2 separate regions of the Homo sapiens genome follow, and region 1 is linked to region 2. Evidence: read pairs that join two places in POLR2A ChIA-PET (ENCODE). Cell type or tissue: Panc1. All regions are shown on one strand.

Region 1 (8,000 bases), 270 kb before region 2:
CAGCACCGTGGGAGGCCGAGGCGGGCAGATCACCTGATGTCAGGGGTTTGAGACCAGCCTGGCCAACATGGTGAAGCCCCATCTCTATTAAAAACACAAAAATTAGCCAGGCATGGTGGCAGGCGCTGGTAATCACAAGCTACTTGGGAGGCTGAGGCAGGAGAATCGCTTGAGCCCAGGAGGCTGAGGCAGGAGAATCGCTTGAACCCGGGAGGCAGAGGTTGCAGTGAGCCAAGATCGCGCCACGGCACTCTAGCCTGGGCAACAAGAGCGAGACTCCATCTCAAAAAAAAAAAAAAAAGAAAAAGAAAAAAAAAACCAGAAGCACAGCTGCAGATACAAGGAGCCTAAGGCAGTGCTGTCCCTAGAGAGACACTCACAGTCCCATGACAAAAGAAAGATGCACCCTGTCCAGATAAGGTGCAGCAGGTGCACACACCCCCAGACAGCTCATTGTTCACTTTTGTGGTGCCTTCCATATCTTACTAAAATCTTCAAAGCCAGTGCATTTCCTTAACTGTAGCCCCTATGAAATTTAGCTAAGGGCCAGACATACCCACACCACTAAACCATACCCTCAACCCAAGGTATGGAAAGGAACAGGGATAGAAGCAGAAATAACACAGTCTTCTGGTGTGGGCTTTGCTCCCATGGGAACATGGGAAGTTGCCTGAGAGGCAGGTCAGTGGTGCTACTCATGGGGAGGTGAGGGATAGTTTAGATGTCTTGTGGTGGTCCCTCTCCACTCTTGCCTGTCCTGGACAGTGTACGACCTTCTAAGTGGCCACATTGTGAAGAAGCTGACCAACCACAAGGCCTGTGTGCGTGACGTCAGTTGGCACCCCTTTGAAGAGAAGATTGTCAGCAGTTCGGTGAGGTTGCAAGGGTTGAGGGTGCTGGCACATGTCTGGGGCTTGGACTTGGGTGGGGGCAGCACATCCTGACTGCTTGCCACCCTCTGCCCTGCAGTGGGACGGGAACCTGCGTCTGTGGCAGTACCGCCAGGCTGAGTACTTCCAGGATGACATGCCAGAATCTGAGGAATGTGCCAGCGCCCCTGCCCCAGTGCCCCAATCCTCTACACCCTTTTCCTCACCCCAGTAGATCCAACCTCCAGCCCCATATAGGGTGAACCTCTTGATAAGCTCTCTGCCTCCTCCTCCCTTTCTCCCTTGTGGGGAATGTTTGGAGGAATCACTGGCATTTGATGGGGAATAACATAAGCCTGGGCTCTGAGCCTCAGCTGAGCCCTGGAAGATTCTCCCCATGGGGCAGAGTGGTCTCCTTACGTGCTCACACCCAGTCAGCTTGGGTCCCTATCTCTGGCCAGAGTTTGGCAGGACTGCCATTATCTGGGGTGTGGCCTCTGCCAGCAAGAGAAGTGTCCTGGGTGTTTTTAATCATGTTTGAATGTTAGGGGTTGGATCCTAGAGTAGATGCCTGAGGCCACATCTGAACAGACCTGTCAGCCAGGCCTGCCAGGTCTTCACGTTGAGGATTCAACTGGCCAATCACAGGACAGGTGTCCTGGCCTTTCTTCCTGAGGTCTCTAGGGGAGGGGCATGGGTAAGGGTGTTTCCTCAGCACCCTCCTGGGGTGGGGATTATGTCTGCTGTCATGTCTGGGTCTTTAGGGTAGGACAGGCTGTGGTATGAGAGGCAGGAGTCTCCACAAGGCTTCATGTGGCCCCTTATAGGGCAGGCCCTGCCCTCTGGGAAGGTCCCTTCATGCTGGAGGCACACAGCTTTAAGGAAGTAGGTTGAAGTAGGACTCCTTCGTCCTCTCACTGGCTTTGGCTCCCTCAATAAACTGTGTGGGAACCTGGCTCAGTGTCTGTCTCTCTCTCTCACTCTCTGTTTTTCCTATCTGAGGTCTTTCATCTCCTCACTTCAGGAAAACACAGTTCAGCAAAGTCTTCAGATGCGATCCTGTGTAGGAGAAAATACCCTTCTGGTGCCCCATGAAAAAGGGAAATACCAAAACCATTTGTTCACTGAGCCTTGCAATAGGTGCTCCCTTACCAATTTCAGAAGCTTCCCTGCAAGTAGATATCGAGAGAGCACACTTTCCATTAGAGCCTGGTAATACCCATATCACCTCTGCTCTGAGGCTGGGCCTGCAGCTGTGTAGTCTTTGGAAGAGGTAGCCCCTGAACGCAGAGCCTAAGAGAAGCAAGTCGGCCCTGACGCCAGGCCCCAGTGGGCGCCTCACACTCAGAACCTCATACCCCAGAGCAAACCGATGGTCAGGGAGAGGGCTAGAGCTCACACCCAGCTCGGAATAGATCTTCCCTGATGACATTTCATGCCCTCTAAGGCAGTTTTTAAATGAAGGTACACACATCCAGGGGTGTTCACAGGCTTTCACAGCAAGGGTACCTATTTCATGGCAAAATAGGCAGTTTTAAAAGAATAAACAAGCTAGGTGTGGTGGCTCATGCCTGTAATCCTAGCACTTTGGGAAGCCAAAGCTGATGGATCGCTTGAGCCCAGGAGTTTGAGACCAGCCTGGGCAACATGGCAAAACCCCATCTCTACAAAAAATACAAAAAGTAGGCCGGGCACGGTGGTTCACACCTGTAATCCCGGCATTTTGGGAGGCCGAGATAGGTGGATCACCTGAAGTCAGGTGTTTGAGACCAGCCTGGCCAACATGGTGGAACCCAATCTCTACTAAAAATACAAAAAAACTAGCCGGATATGGTGGCGGGTGCCTGTAATCTCAGCTACTTGAGAGGCTGAGGCAGGAGAATCGCTTGAACTTGGGAGCAGAGGTGAGCTGAGTGCAGTGAGCCAAGACCATGCCATTACACTCAAGCTTGGGCAACGAGAGCAAAACTCTGTCTCAAAAAAAAAATTAGCCAGATGTGGTGACGCATGCCTGTAGTCCTAGCTACTCAGGAGGCTGAGGTGGGAGGATCACCTAAGGCCAGGAGGTCAAGGCTGCGGTGAGCCGTGATTGTGCCAATGTACTCCAGCCTAGGTGACAGAGTGAGACCCTGTCTCAAAAATAAATAATAAATAAATAAATGTTCAGATCCTTGGCTTCTGTGTTCTCATTCCTCAAATTGATCTACCTAGTGTGAAACTCCCGTGCCAGATCTCCTTTCCCATCCACGCTTTTCATTCCCCGTCTGCCAAGTGATAAAGTTACCTAAGGTGCTACCCATCTCACCCAGAACCTGTGTTACTTCCAGGGCACCAAATTAAGAGAGAAATTCAAATTGTTAGTATCCTTATAGCTTCATTAGATCAAAGCCCCACAGACCGACCATTCTCAGTAAGAGATGCATTTACAATATAATTTTATGTTATCGAAGTAATGTAAAATGTTTGTTGTACAGGCATACCTAGGAGATATTGTGAGTTCATTTCCAGACCACTGTAATAAAGTGAATATTGCATAAGGCGAGTCAATTTTGTTGGTTTCCCAGTGCATATAAAAGTTATGTTGTTTTTAGGCTGGGCACAGTGGCTCATGCCCGTAATCTCAGCACTTTGGGAGGCCGAGGCAGTGGATCACCTGAGGTCAGGAGTTCAAGACCAGCCTAGCCAACATGGTGAAACCTCGTCTCTACTAAAAATACAAAAATTAGCCAGGTGTGGTGGCAGGCGCCTGTAGTCCCAGCTACTCAGGAGGCTGAGGCAGGAGTATCGCTTGAACCTGGGAGGCGGAGGTTGCAGTGAGCTGAGATCGCACCACTGCACTCCAGCCTGAGCCACAGGGTGAGACTCTGGGGAAAAAAAAAATTTTGTTTTGTTTTGTTTTTTTTTTTTTGAGACGGGGTCTCACTCTGTCACCCAAGCTGGAGTGCAGTGGCATGATCTCAGCTCACTGCAGCCTGGACCTCTCCTGGCTCAAGCAGTCCTCCACCTCAGCCACCTGAGTAGCTGAGACTACAGATGCCCACCACTACACCTGGCTAATTTTTGTGTTTTCTGTAGAGATGGGGTTTCGTCCTGTTGCACAAGCTGTTCTCAAACTCCTGGGCTCAAGCGATCCTCCCACTTCAGCCCCCCAAAATGCTGGGATTATAGGCATAAGCCACTGTGCCTAGCCATGAATGTTCTTAATGGCATCTGGAATGGTGAATCCTTTCCAGAAGGTTTTCAGTTGACTTTGTCGACAGCTATCAGAGGAATCACTATGGCAGCTGCAGTCTTACGAAATGTTTTTTTTTTTCTTTTTTTTTTTTTTGCTTGATATAGGGTCTTGCTCTGTCGCTCAGGCGCAGTGGTGCACTCAGCTCACTGAAACCTCTGCCTCCCCCTGGACTCAAGCGATCCTCCCACTTCAGCCTCCCAAGTAGCTGGGACTACCAGCACACACCACCCACATCCAGCTCGTTTTTGTTATTTTTTGTAGAGACGGGGTTCGAAATGTATTTCTTAAAGAGTAAGACTTGGCCGGGTGCAGTGGCTGACACCTGTAATCCCAGCACTTTGGGAGGCCGAGGCGGGTGGATCACGAGGTCAGGAGATCGAGACCATCCTGGCTAACACAATGAAACCCCGTCTCCACTAAAAATACAAAAAAATAGCTGGGCGTGGTGGTGGGCACCTGTAGTCCCAGCTGCTCAGGAGGCTGAGGCAGGAGAATGGCATGAACCTGGGAGGCGGAGGTTGCAGTGAGCCGAGATCGCGCCACCGCACTGCAGCCTGGGCGACAGAGCAAGACTCAGTCTCAAAAAAAAAAAAAAAAAAAAAAGTAAGACTTGCAAGTCAAAATTACTCCTTGATCCATGGGCTACAGAATGGATGTTGTGTTAGCAGGCATGAAAACATTAATCTCCCTGTACATCTCCAGAGTTTGTAGGTGACCAGGTGCATTGTCAATGAGCAGTAATATTTTGAAAGGAATCTTTATTTCTGAGGAGTAGATCTTAACAGTGAGCTTAAAATATTCTGTAACCCATGCTGCAAACATATGTGCTGTCATGCAGGTTTTGTTGTTTTATTTATAGAGCACAGCAGAATACATTTAGCATAATTCCTAAGGCCCTAGGATTTTCAGAATGGTAAATGAGGATTGGTTTCAACTTAAAGTTACCAGGTGCATTATCTCCTAATAAAAAGAGTTAGTCTGTCCTTTGAAGCTCTGTAGCCAGGCCTTGACTTCTCTCTAGCTGTGAAACTTCTATGTGGCATCTTCTTCCAATAGAAGGCTGTTTTGTTTGCTTTGAAAATCTGTAATTTAGTGTAGCCACCTTCATCAATGATCTTAGCTAGATCTTCTGGATAACTTTCTGCAGATTCTATATCAGCACTTGCTGCTTCACCTTGCATTTTTATGTTATGGAGGTGGCTTCTTTCCTTGAGCATTATGAACCAACCTCTCCTAGCCTCCTCACCACTCTCAGTCTTTATAGTATTGAAGAGAATAGGCTGGGCTCAGTAGCTCACACCTATAATCCCAGCACTTTGGGAGGCCAAGATGGAAGGATCACTTGAGGCCAAGGGTTGGAGACCAGTGTGGGCAACATAGTGAGTGTTGGCATGCACATGTAGTCCCAGCTACTTAGGAGGCAGAGCAGGAGGATTGCTTGAGCTCAGGAGTTTGAGACTGCAGTAAGACATGATCATGCCACTGCACTCCAGGCTGGGCAACAACGCAAGACACTGTCTCTTAAAAAAAAAAAAAAAAAGAGTTGGGGCCTTGCTCCAGATTAGGCTTTGGTTTAAGGGAATGTTGTGGCTGCTTTGATCTTCTATCCAGACCACTAACACTTTCTTGATATCAGCAATAAGGCTATTTCACTTTTGTATCATTCATGTGTTCACTGAAGTGTAGTACCTTTTAATTTCCTTTAAGAACTTTTCCTGGACAGGTGCAGCGGTTCACTTCTGTAATCCCAGCACTTTAGGCAAAGACAGAAGGATCACTTGAGCCCAGGAGTTTAAGACCAGCCTGGGCAACATAGTGAGACCCCTGTCTCTACAAAAAATTTAAAAATTAGCCAAACTTCGTGGCCTGCACCTGTAGTCCCAGCTCAGCGAGAGGAGGATCACTTGAACCAGGGAGGTCAAGGCTGCAGTGAGCTGCAATCATGCCACCGGATTAGGCTTTGATTTAAGAGAATGTTGTGGCTGCTTTAATCTTCTACCCAGACCACTAAAACTTTCTCCATGTCAGTAATAAGACTGTTTCACTTTCCTGACAGAAAGTGACCCTGTCTCAAAAACCCCAAAAACTAAGGTATTCATGTACTAATAATATATTTTAGACTACTAACAGTTACAATGAAAATAGAATCCATAGGAAAAAAATTAACTCTTAGGGCTTTATGGTCACAGGACATTTCTATTTTATTTATTTTATTTATTTTTATTTTTTGAGACAGTCTTGCTCTGTTGCCCAGGCTGGAGTGCAGTGGTGTGGAATGCAGTGGTGTGATCACTGCTCACTGCAACCTCAAATTCCTGGGCTCAAGTGATCTTCCCATCTCAGCCTCCTGAGTAGCTGGGTGGGTGCCACCATCTTTGGCTAATTTGTGTATATTTTGTATAGATAAGGTTTCACCATGTTACTCAGGCTGGTCTAGAACTCCTGGGCTCAAGTGATCCTCCTGCCATGGTCTCCCAAAGGACTGGAATTGCAGGTGTGAGCCACCACACTGGGCCCAGAAACTATAAAAAATTAAATTTTTTGGCTGGGCACGGTGGCTCACGCCTGTAATCCCAGCACTTTGGGAGGCCGAGGCAGGCGAATCACTAGGTCAGGAGTTCGAGACCAGCCTGGCCAACATGGTGAAACCCCATGTCTACTAAAAAAAAAAAAAAAAAAAAGTAGCTGGGTGGTGGCGGGCGCCTGTAATCCCAGCTACTTGGAAGGCTGAGGCAGGAGAATCGCTTGAACCCAGGAAGCAGAGGTTGCAGTGAGCCAAGATCGTGCCACTGCACTTCAGCCGGGGCGACAGAGTGAGACTCCATCTCAAACAAACAAAAAATTAAATTTTTTGAGTTACTTTTCTTGCAGAGAAATGTGATAAATGGTCAATAAAAGACTTTCAGGCATAAAAACATATTAGGATAAATTCTGTGAGGGAGTAGAATGGAAATATAATTTCTGATGTAAAATCTTGTCATGTTTTAATGGATAAAGGTGAAGTATCTAATCACTGTAGTATTTACATTTCATTGGATACATTTGAAACAGTGATATAATGGATTTATTTTGAAATGTCAGTATATGATACACTAGAAATTATGTCCTTTGCAACTATTTAAAACCACAATGAGACCAGGCATGGTAGCTCATGCCTGTAATCCCACCACTCTGGGAGGCCAAGGCAGGAAGATCACCTGAGGCCAGGAGTTCAAGACCAGCCTGGTCAACTTAGTGAGACTTTGTCTCTACAAAATAAATATTGAAACAAGGTCTCACTCTGTTGCTTAGGCTTGGAGTGCAATAGTGCCATCACGGCTCACTGCAATGTCAACCTCCTGGGCCCAAGTGATCCTCCCATTTCGGCCTCCCAAGTAGCTGGAATTACAGGCACGTGCCACTATGCCCAGCTAATTTTTTTAATTTTTGTAGGGACGGCGTCTCACTGTGTGAGACCAGCTCAAGGTGGTCCCGAACTCCTGTGGCTCCTCAGGCTGGTCCCAAAGTGCTGGGATTACAGGCATGAGCTACCACACCTGGCCAAAAAATAAAAAATAACCAACCATGGTGATGCATTCCTGTAGTTCTAGCTACTCAGGAGGCTAGGGCAGATGATCACTTGAGCCCAGGAGTTTGAGGCTGCAGTGAGCCGTGATAGCACACTGCATTCCAGCCTGGGCAAGCGTGAGACACTGTCTCAAAAAAATAAATCATAAAACTTTAATAAATAAAAATGAGTGGAAAGAATTTTTTTTTTTAAGACGGAGTCTTGCTGTTGTTGCTCAGGCTGGAGTGCAATGGCACAATCTCGGCTCACTGCAACCTCCGCCTCCCGTGTTCAAGCGATTCTCCTGCCTCAGCCTCCAGAATAGCTGGGATTACAGGCGCCCGCCACC
Region 2 (8,000 bases):
GCTGTGGCGTGAATGGGGGCAGCCAGCAGCAGAGAGTTCCCTCCAGCAGTCCTTCCTTGCACTTGGCTTCAAGTTTACCTTTACATGTCTTGGAGATAGTCCCATATTAGGACAAATAGAGGTGCCTAATTCTACCCGCCCCCCCCAATTCTTTTGAATGATAGTATTCTATTTTATGAACATCCACATTTAGATCATTTCCAACCTGCCATAGTGAATAATGCTGCAAATAATATCCTTGCTCAAATGGATATTTAGCATTTGTGAGAATACATCTGTAAAACACATTCTCAGAAGTGTGACTGCTGGGTCACAGAGTATGTCTAGTTAAAATTTTGATAGATATTGTCAGTTGCTATCCTTGGAGGTTGTGAGAACATGCCAGCAGGGTGCGAGAGTGGGCAAGACTGTGTGTTAGCAAACGTTGCTGATTCTTGCAGCAATTTTTTTTTTTTTTTTACCTCTGTAGGTTAAAAAAATAGTACTTTGCTGTAGTTTTAATCTGCATTTCTCTTATTAAAAGTGCAGTGGCACATGCTTTTATATTTTAAGAACCATATAGAGGTCCCCTTTTGTGGACTGTTTTTATACTTTGTCCATTTTTCTACGGGTTAATCTTTTTCTTCTTTATTTGTAAGAGTTGTTTAAATACTTAGGAAATTAGCCCTTGATCTATGGTATAATTGGCAAATATATTCTCCTAGCTTTTCATGTGTCTGTTGACTCTGTTTACGGTATTTATGTTTCCATGGGAAATAATTCTATATTTATGTAACTAAAAGTATTAAACAGTTTTAAAATGACTTCTGATATGGGTATCATTCTTAGAAAGGCCTGCCTCTCCCAAATGTAATAATATAAAAATTCTTCCATGGTTTGTTGTAATACTTTTATGATTTCATTTTTATTATTTAAGTGTTTGATCTTTCAAAAATTTGTTTTTCTGTGTGGTGTTAGGTATGAATATTTTATTTTATCTCAGAAGGCTACCTTATTGTCCCAAGATCATTTATTAAAAATACATCTTATCTCCACTGATTAAAAAACTATCTTGATTAGAGGAGAATACCTCCTGGCAAAAAACAAAGACAAAAACGATCTTGGCCATATACTAAATTTCAGTATATAGTTGGTCTTATTTTCTAGATTTTTAGTCTGTTCCAAAGAACAGTTTATTTATGCACCAGTTGTTCACATTACCTTTAACATTTTGGGAACTCTATCCTCCAGAACTGGGCGAGAATAAATTTCTCTTATTTTAAGCCACTCAGTTTGTGGTAATTTATGACAGCAGCCTAGGAAACCGGTACAGTTGCAGAGCTGGGATTTGAACCCAAGTCTTTTGACTCTGAGTCCTGTGTTCTGAATGGGAGCACAGGATTATTCATTTCTGTTCCTAAGACAGGGTGTTTATGAGGGGAAGAGTAGGGGAAAATTAGTATAACTTAGTTTCCTTAAGCCTCCCCAGCCTGTAGGTGTTAAGAGATAGAGTGCGCTGAATATTCTCTGTGTACCCTTCACTCTTCTCTGTCCTGCACTGTGTTCAGGAGGTTGACCTCAAGGGATGGCTTAGCCTTCCACAGCCTTGCCATTTGGCTTCTGGTTGGGTTTGTCCAGTGCTGGGCATTCGCAAGCCACAGGAAGGTGGCTCCCTCCCTGCTGGGTGGCAGCCTGCTGGTGGCTGTGATCTTTACCCAGGCCCATAGCTTCTGTCTTGTGGCCTATGGCTCCAGCTCTTGCCCAGCGGTTGGTGGCAGTAACCACTTCTGCCTTTTCCCTTTCAGGCCTACTGGTGGTAACAGCTTCCTGCTGATACCTAGCCCTCAAGAACTGCACCAGTCTCTTACAGGTTTTCCATAACCCCACTCAAATCCCCATAAAAGAGCCATTCTTTAAATTTCCTTCAGTCATCACTTTTGCGAGTACCGTGTTTCCTGCTGAGATCCTGACCACTCTGGGGACCATATTGTGTGACAGAGAGAGAGTAACTCTGGTTTCCTTGACTCTAGCCTTCAGTGCTCATTTGGAGCCACCTTAAGTCCTGACCATTCCAAATGCCTCTGGGAGGGCACTTCTGCTTTGTGGCTCTGAAGGAATGCAAGTTGCTCAGGGACTATGGCAAAGTCGGGAAGAAGCCTGTCTCCTCTCTGGGTTACTCCTACACAAAGATCCCAAGCAGGGCTGCCTCGGTTCCAGGGCTCCCTGCCCCATCTCTGGAACTTGGATAGGTGTGGATCTGGGCCAGGTACTTGAGTGCCAGAACTGCCTCTCTCTCTGGAGCCTTGGAGGGATAAGGATCTATTACTCTGTCAAGCTCACAGGGCAGGCCCTTCCTTTAATCAAGATGAGCTTTCTTCTTGGAGGTTTCTCATTCCTCATGCAAACAGACTCGTGACAGGGTGTGCTCCCCTGTTGCCAGACATGCCTAGACATATCGAATTCTACTTACACTTGAGCTGGGATCCTTTTATACAAGGTTAGGAAAGTAAATGAGGGCCAGGTTGCAGAAGGCCTCCAACACATCAAACCAGTTTTAACCTAATATTGTAGGCAAGGAATCACTGAATGTATTTGAGATAGGGAGAGCCTTGGATCAAGAACTGCTAAGAGCTTAGCTTGGTTGCCATCTCAGTGCCCATATTCTTGCTCTCCCTCTAGTTGAAATATCCCCATCAGCAGAGAGGCCCCATGGAGTCATTCTCCATCACGGTACCTTGTCTTATTTCCAGGAGAGTAGTTCCCCTTCTCTGAAATCATACTCTTTCTTTCTTCTTCCTCCTGTATTCCATGGGGGCAGGGAGATCTCCATCTTACTCAATGCCATACTCTTAGGGCGTGGCTCATAGTAGACACTCAGTGAATACGTGTTAAATTTGTTGAATAAGCGAATGAATTTGGTCCTATGAATGAATTTAGATGAGGAAGCCCATGGAGTTCAAGGGACTTAGGGACCTGCCTGAGTCCACATTAACTCATGTAACTCATCCAGAACTGAGCATAGCTGGGATTAAAACCAGGCTAGCTAACAAAATCTCTACCTCCAGGAGAGGCAGGAGCTGGGGAATGGGTTAGTAGGAAGGGTGAGGAGAGGATTTCTAGGAAGATGTGGTGACACATTGGCCAGAACTGAGGTGGGGGAGAAGAGACAAGCTCTTGAAATGGGGAATTAACATATATTGGGTATCTACTCTGTGCTAAGCACTGTACCTGGCGCTTTACATGTAGTCTGATTTCTACCCTCCGCTGTATGTATTATTATCCCAATTTTCATGAGCTAAAGAAATAGGGACACAATAGTTTAAATAAATTGTCTGCTTTTATCCATTTATACATAACTTGATTCCTAAGATTGACCTCTTCTGACCCTCAACATGGCCTCTTTGAACATAGAATTAAACCCAGGAGTTCTCCATGAAGATGATCACCATGCCTGGGGTTCATGGTCTGATAGAGGAGGGCAGTAAGAGTTAAGTATTCATTCAGGGAAGGAGTGGGGAGCAGGGTTATGTGGCTCTCACCTTGTTTTGTAAGAGAAACTGAAGCACAATAAGGCAGGAGACTCTTTTGCTAAAAGGAGAGCAGTCAGAGGTGGAAAGAAGGCCTGAGATGGAGATTCAGCCCAAAGGCCTTCTGCTTCAAGGTACTAGAGAGGGGCAGGACAGGAGGACCAGGCAGGGTGGAGCAGAAGGCTTTGGAGCCAGAAGTAACACAGATCATTTTTTCCTTTTCTGGATTCCAATCTAGGGAGAAGAATCAGGTGTGCAGGATGAAGTAGGGTGTGGTGGGCTGAGTCCAGTCCAGACCAGGAGTAGCGTGAGCCCCTCCCTGCCCCCAATTGGGCCCCTTCCTTGCAGTGGGGTGCTCCTGGTCCCTTGCCTGCACACAAACACATAACGACCCTGCAGACCAGATGTTCCAGGGCAGGCCTAATTTAAAGTCTGATGCCTTTTGACCTCATAGGTATACTTGTGTCTATCAGACTGTGGCTCTTCGTTTTAGTCTGCAAAATAAGATCATTGAGGCCGAGACATAGGCCCTGCCCTCCACAGGGCCAGGTTCTATTCAGGCCCAAGGCTGTATAAGGTGTTCTTTGTGCTGGGGATGTGAGCAGAGCCTGGGTGTTGAAGGTGGTCCCCTAGCCCAGGGTTAGTCCCAGACCACTGATGCCAATTGGCTGACTGGTCAGGGGTTGCAGGAGACCTCGGAGGTTACATTACTGCCCGGACCCTCTATCTCCTTCCCCTCACAGCATAACTCAAACGTGCTAAAAAGGGCTTTCATAAACAACTCAAGTCTGAAAACTCTGGCAGCTCTCCCGCCCCTCCAGCCCTGGGGGGCTTCAGGAGGGTCTGGGCTGCCCGCCAGCTCCAAGCTGTCCCTAGACTTCAGTGGGGGGTGGGGAGTCAGTGCTGTTACCCTTTCCTTCCTGCTTGGTCTCCAGCCCAGAGTTTCCTTAGGCCCCGGCCTCCCTGGGCTCCCCACCCTACTCTACCTTAACCCTTTCCTCCCAGGGAAGGAGTGGCCGAGGTCCCCGTTCTCTTGGGACGCCTGGGAGAGGCTGTTGGGGGTAGGGGGGAGGTGGGGGTAAAGGGGAGAGATCCTTGTTCCAAATCTCAAAAAAGGGTGCCGGAAACCAATCCTCCCCTCCTTCCTCTTCCCCGTCCTTCCACTAGCAAGAGGGGAACGTGGAAGGAAACTAACTTTGACCCCTGGATTCTGGCTCTGGGCCCAAAACTTGGGTGGAAGGCAGAGGCCTCCGGGACCCTCCCCGCCCCCTCCTCCCCCCCGCCGGCTCCCCCGCCCTCTCCTCCGCGCCCCTTTAAGCTATCCAGCAGACGGAGACAGAGTTGATCCAGGAGGGGCTGGCAGAGTGCTGGAGGGGGAAGGCTGGGGGCGGAGGGAAGGGCGGCAGGAGCCCGACCGGTCCCACCCCTAGCTACAACCCCGGGCAGGAAGAGCTCGTCGCGGTAGCAGCGGTCGAAGGGGACCAAGCTCCAGAGGGCGGGCGCCCGAGCCGTGCGGGGTGGGTCCCGCCGCCTGGAGGAAGGAGGCCGTGCGGGGGGCGCGCCGCGGGGAGGAGGGGGCGTGGCTTAGGCGCCTGGGGCTGGGGGCTGGGGCGCCTGCCGCCCCGAGACCCGGGTGACACTATCGTCTCCTTCGTTCCAGGAGCGGGCGGGGCAGCCATGCTCCTGTCTGGGGGCGATCCTCCGGCGCAGGAATGGTTCATGGTGCAGACAAAATCGAAGCCTCGGGTGCAGCGGCAGCGGCTGCAAGTGCAGCGCATCTTTAGGGTCAAGCTGAACGCCTTCCAGAGCCGCCCGGACACCCCCTACTTCTGGCTACAGCTCGAGGGGCCCCGAGAGAACATGGGCAAAGCCAAGGTAAACAGCTTCTCCCCACCCCCACCCATCTCTTCCAGCCAGATCACTCTCTCCCCTTCCCCTGGGGAGATGGTGGTCCGCAGAGACACCACCCACCCTGCCCCCGCCTGGATTTGGCAGTGTGGCAGGCAGGTAGTGGGCCATCCTCCTGCCTCGCCAGATCAGCCTGCGCTCCTTCCATGCCCGCTTCTTCCCTCTGGTTCCTTCCTTTCCTGCCCCACCCCTTCCCTACGTGTCACCTCTGTCCCTCAAGTGCACTGAGAGCACCTCCTCGGTGTGTGTCCCCCATGAGACTTCCCTGGCCAGGGCCCCAGCATCAGCAGTCCCACTTTTCCATCTGGGGAGCAACTCAAGGCGCTGTATTTCTGTGGCCTCTGCAACACACCTCTTTGTTCTCCACCAAGACTGAAAGGCCCAGGTCCTTCTGTCTCCTTTTAAGTCTCCTTAAATCCTGGGCTGCCCCTTGGAGCCTCTGAGTACTAGGACTGGAGGGGCCTTTAGAGATGCTTCTAGAGTGATACTGGCATTTTACAGATGAGGTACTGGTGGCCAGAGAGGGTAAGGGGCCTGGCTGAGTGCTCAGAGTCAGGTAGGTGAGGTGGTGGGGGTTGGACCAGAACCCAGGGCTCTGGGCTCCCTGCCCCACACTCTTGATGCCACTCAGCTTCTTGCAGGGGTTCAGAGTGGGGTGCAGCCCTCTTCCCAGATTCCCAGCCCTTGGAGATGGGTGGGAGTCTGGGAGGAGGGCTATGGGTTTTCAGATGAAAGGGCTTGCTATGTGGGGCTGGACCTTGGACAGGCCAGATCACAGTGCGCCTCTCTTGCAATCTCCCTGGCTTCTCTCACAAGCTTTTCCTCCCCTTGGGCCTGTCAGATTCCACTGTCCCCCAAGGTTTACCTCTTCCCTTAGATTCCTTTATCTTACTTCTTCTTTGTAGGAATGCCACAGCCTCCCTCTGCCCCAGACCACCTTCCCCTTCACCACGCACACCTACTGCAGATGGGTTTATACCTATATCTTAATTGGTCAAGGCCATGGGTGGGGAGGCCCAGAACTCGGCCAGCCAGCCTGGTAGGCAGGCAGGCTGGGAAGTTCCTCCCTCAACCCCTCTGTGGAGCTGCTAGGTCAGCAGTTTTTCCAATTTTGACAGAGGTGCTAGGAGGGGGAAGGGGTGTCTTCCCAAAGAACATATGTACTGGAGGCCTTGAGAGGAAGACATTTAGAAGCCGGGGTAGGGTAGGCTAACAAGAGGAGTGTTTTGGGTTCTTTGGGTTCTTAATCTTTTTGTTACTTTGAAAGGCAGCAGCTCACCCTCTTAGGGGACTCACACTTTCTTTTTCTTTTTTTTTTTTTTTTGAGATGAAGTTTCACTCTGTTGCCCAGGCTGGAGTGCAATGGCGTGGTCTTGGCTCACTGCAGCCTCCACCTCTGCCTCTTGTGTTCAAGTGATTCTCCTGCCTCAGCCTTCTGAGTAGCTGGGATTACAGGCACGTGCCACCATGCCCAGCTAATTTTTGTATTTTAGTAGAGATGAGGTTTCACCATGTTGGCCAGGTTGGTCTTGAACTCCTGGCCTCAGGTGATCCACCCGCCTTGGCCTCCCAAAGTGCTGGGATTACAGGCATGAACCACTGTGCCGGGCCAGGACTCACACTTTCGGAGGTACCCCCGCCACCCCCTCCTTGCTCAAATCCTGGATTGGCTTCTCCAGGCCTACCTGCTCCGTCTCCCTCTGCTGCTTCAGGGTTCTTCGGACCGCAGATCTCACACCTCAGGCTCCCACTGTAGGCCCAGCTAATGGAATCAGTGGCTCCCTTGATTCCTAGCCCTGTTCCTCCACTCCCCCTTTGTCTTCCCTTTGGGAAAGGCATTGTTGAAAAGTGGGAACCCAGCGTGAGGGGATTCTGGGTAGCTCCCTGCCTTATTTTACACAATGACCATAAAGGAGACTTTGTTGGCAATTTGGAGAAGGAGGACAGGGAAGGTGAGGGGCGGGGGGGGTTAAAGTTTTGTCTCAGGGGTTAGGGGATCTGGGTTTGATATGCTGTCACCAAGTTACAACCAAGATAGGAGGGGTATGGTGAGGAGAGTTTGAGACTGGGGTTTGCTACCTGTTAACTATCTGAACTGGGTGATCAGATCAAATAATTTATCCTCTCTTGAGCCATTTCCCTCATCTATGGAACAGACTATAATAATACCTGGTTCATGAAGAGTTTGTGAGAGTCTGCTGAAATCATGCATGTTACAATACTGTTATAAAATGTGGAGAGCTATAGAGTATAGATGTTAGCTACTATTGTTTTTGACTAGCTGCGTAACTTTGAGCAAGTCCTTTTCCCTCTCTGAGTCTCGATCTCCCTGTTTGTAAAGTGGAAGTCTTGGATTAAATGCTGTCTGAGGTCCAGCGATCTGACACATGAACATTTCCCAAGTGTAAGGATGTCTTGTGGTTCTCATAGGGAGGCAGCGTGGCTGGCCCCAATCTCAGCTGTAGGGACACAGAATCATGCACTTTGTTAGTGGCATACTGAACATAGGCCAACAGGCAGAGAGGACTCTGGGAGACTACAGGTTGCAGGACTGGGGGAGGGCTGATGGTGAGGGTGGCTTGTTGG

Evidence for each region. Peaks named below come from ENCODE experiments on the same cell type or tissue, not always from the same donor. Only the 100,000 strongest peaks of a DNase experiment are listed, where the experiment ranks them.
Region 1: POLR2A ChIA-PET joins it to region 2 with 16 read pairs; 2 of 35 experiments call an interaction of 5 or more read pairs at or near these places.

The regions. Positions count from the first base shown.
Region 1 is chr14:24,122,206-24,130,205 of GRCh38, forward strand. It overlaps DCAF11 (DDB1 and CUL4 associated factor 11), which reads left to right. Exons shown (of 15, transcript NM_025230.5): 14 at 766-872; 15 at 970-3,037. The coding sequence ends at 1,104. Among named protein-coding and RNA genes, the nearest start is that of FITM1, 4.5 kb to the right of the region's middle. In Panc1, no CTCF peak of the experiment used is centred here; no DNase peak of the experiment used is centred here.
Region 2 is chr14:24,394,064-24,402,063 of GRCh38, forward strand. NYNRIN (NYN domain and retroviral integrase containing) reads left to right here and starts at 4,940. Exons shown (of 9, transcript NM_025081.3): 1 at 4,940-5,023; 2 at 5,167-5,381. The coding sequence starts at 5,184. RefSeq lists a silencer at 4,994-5,083. In Panc1, no CTCF peak of the experiment used is centred here; no DNase peak of the experiment used is centred here; H3K4me3 peaks cover 410 bases.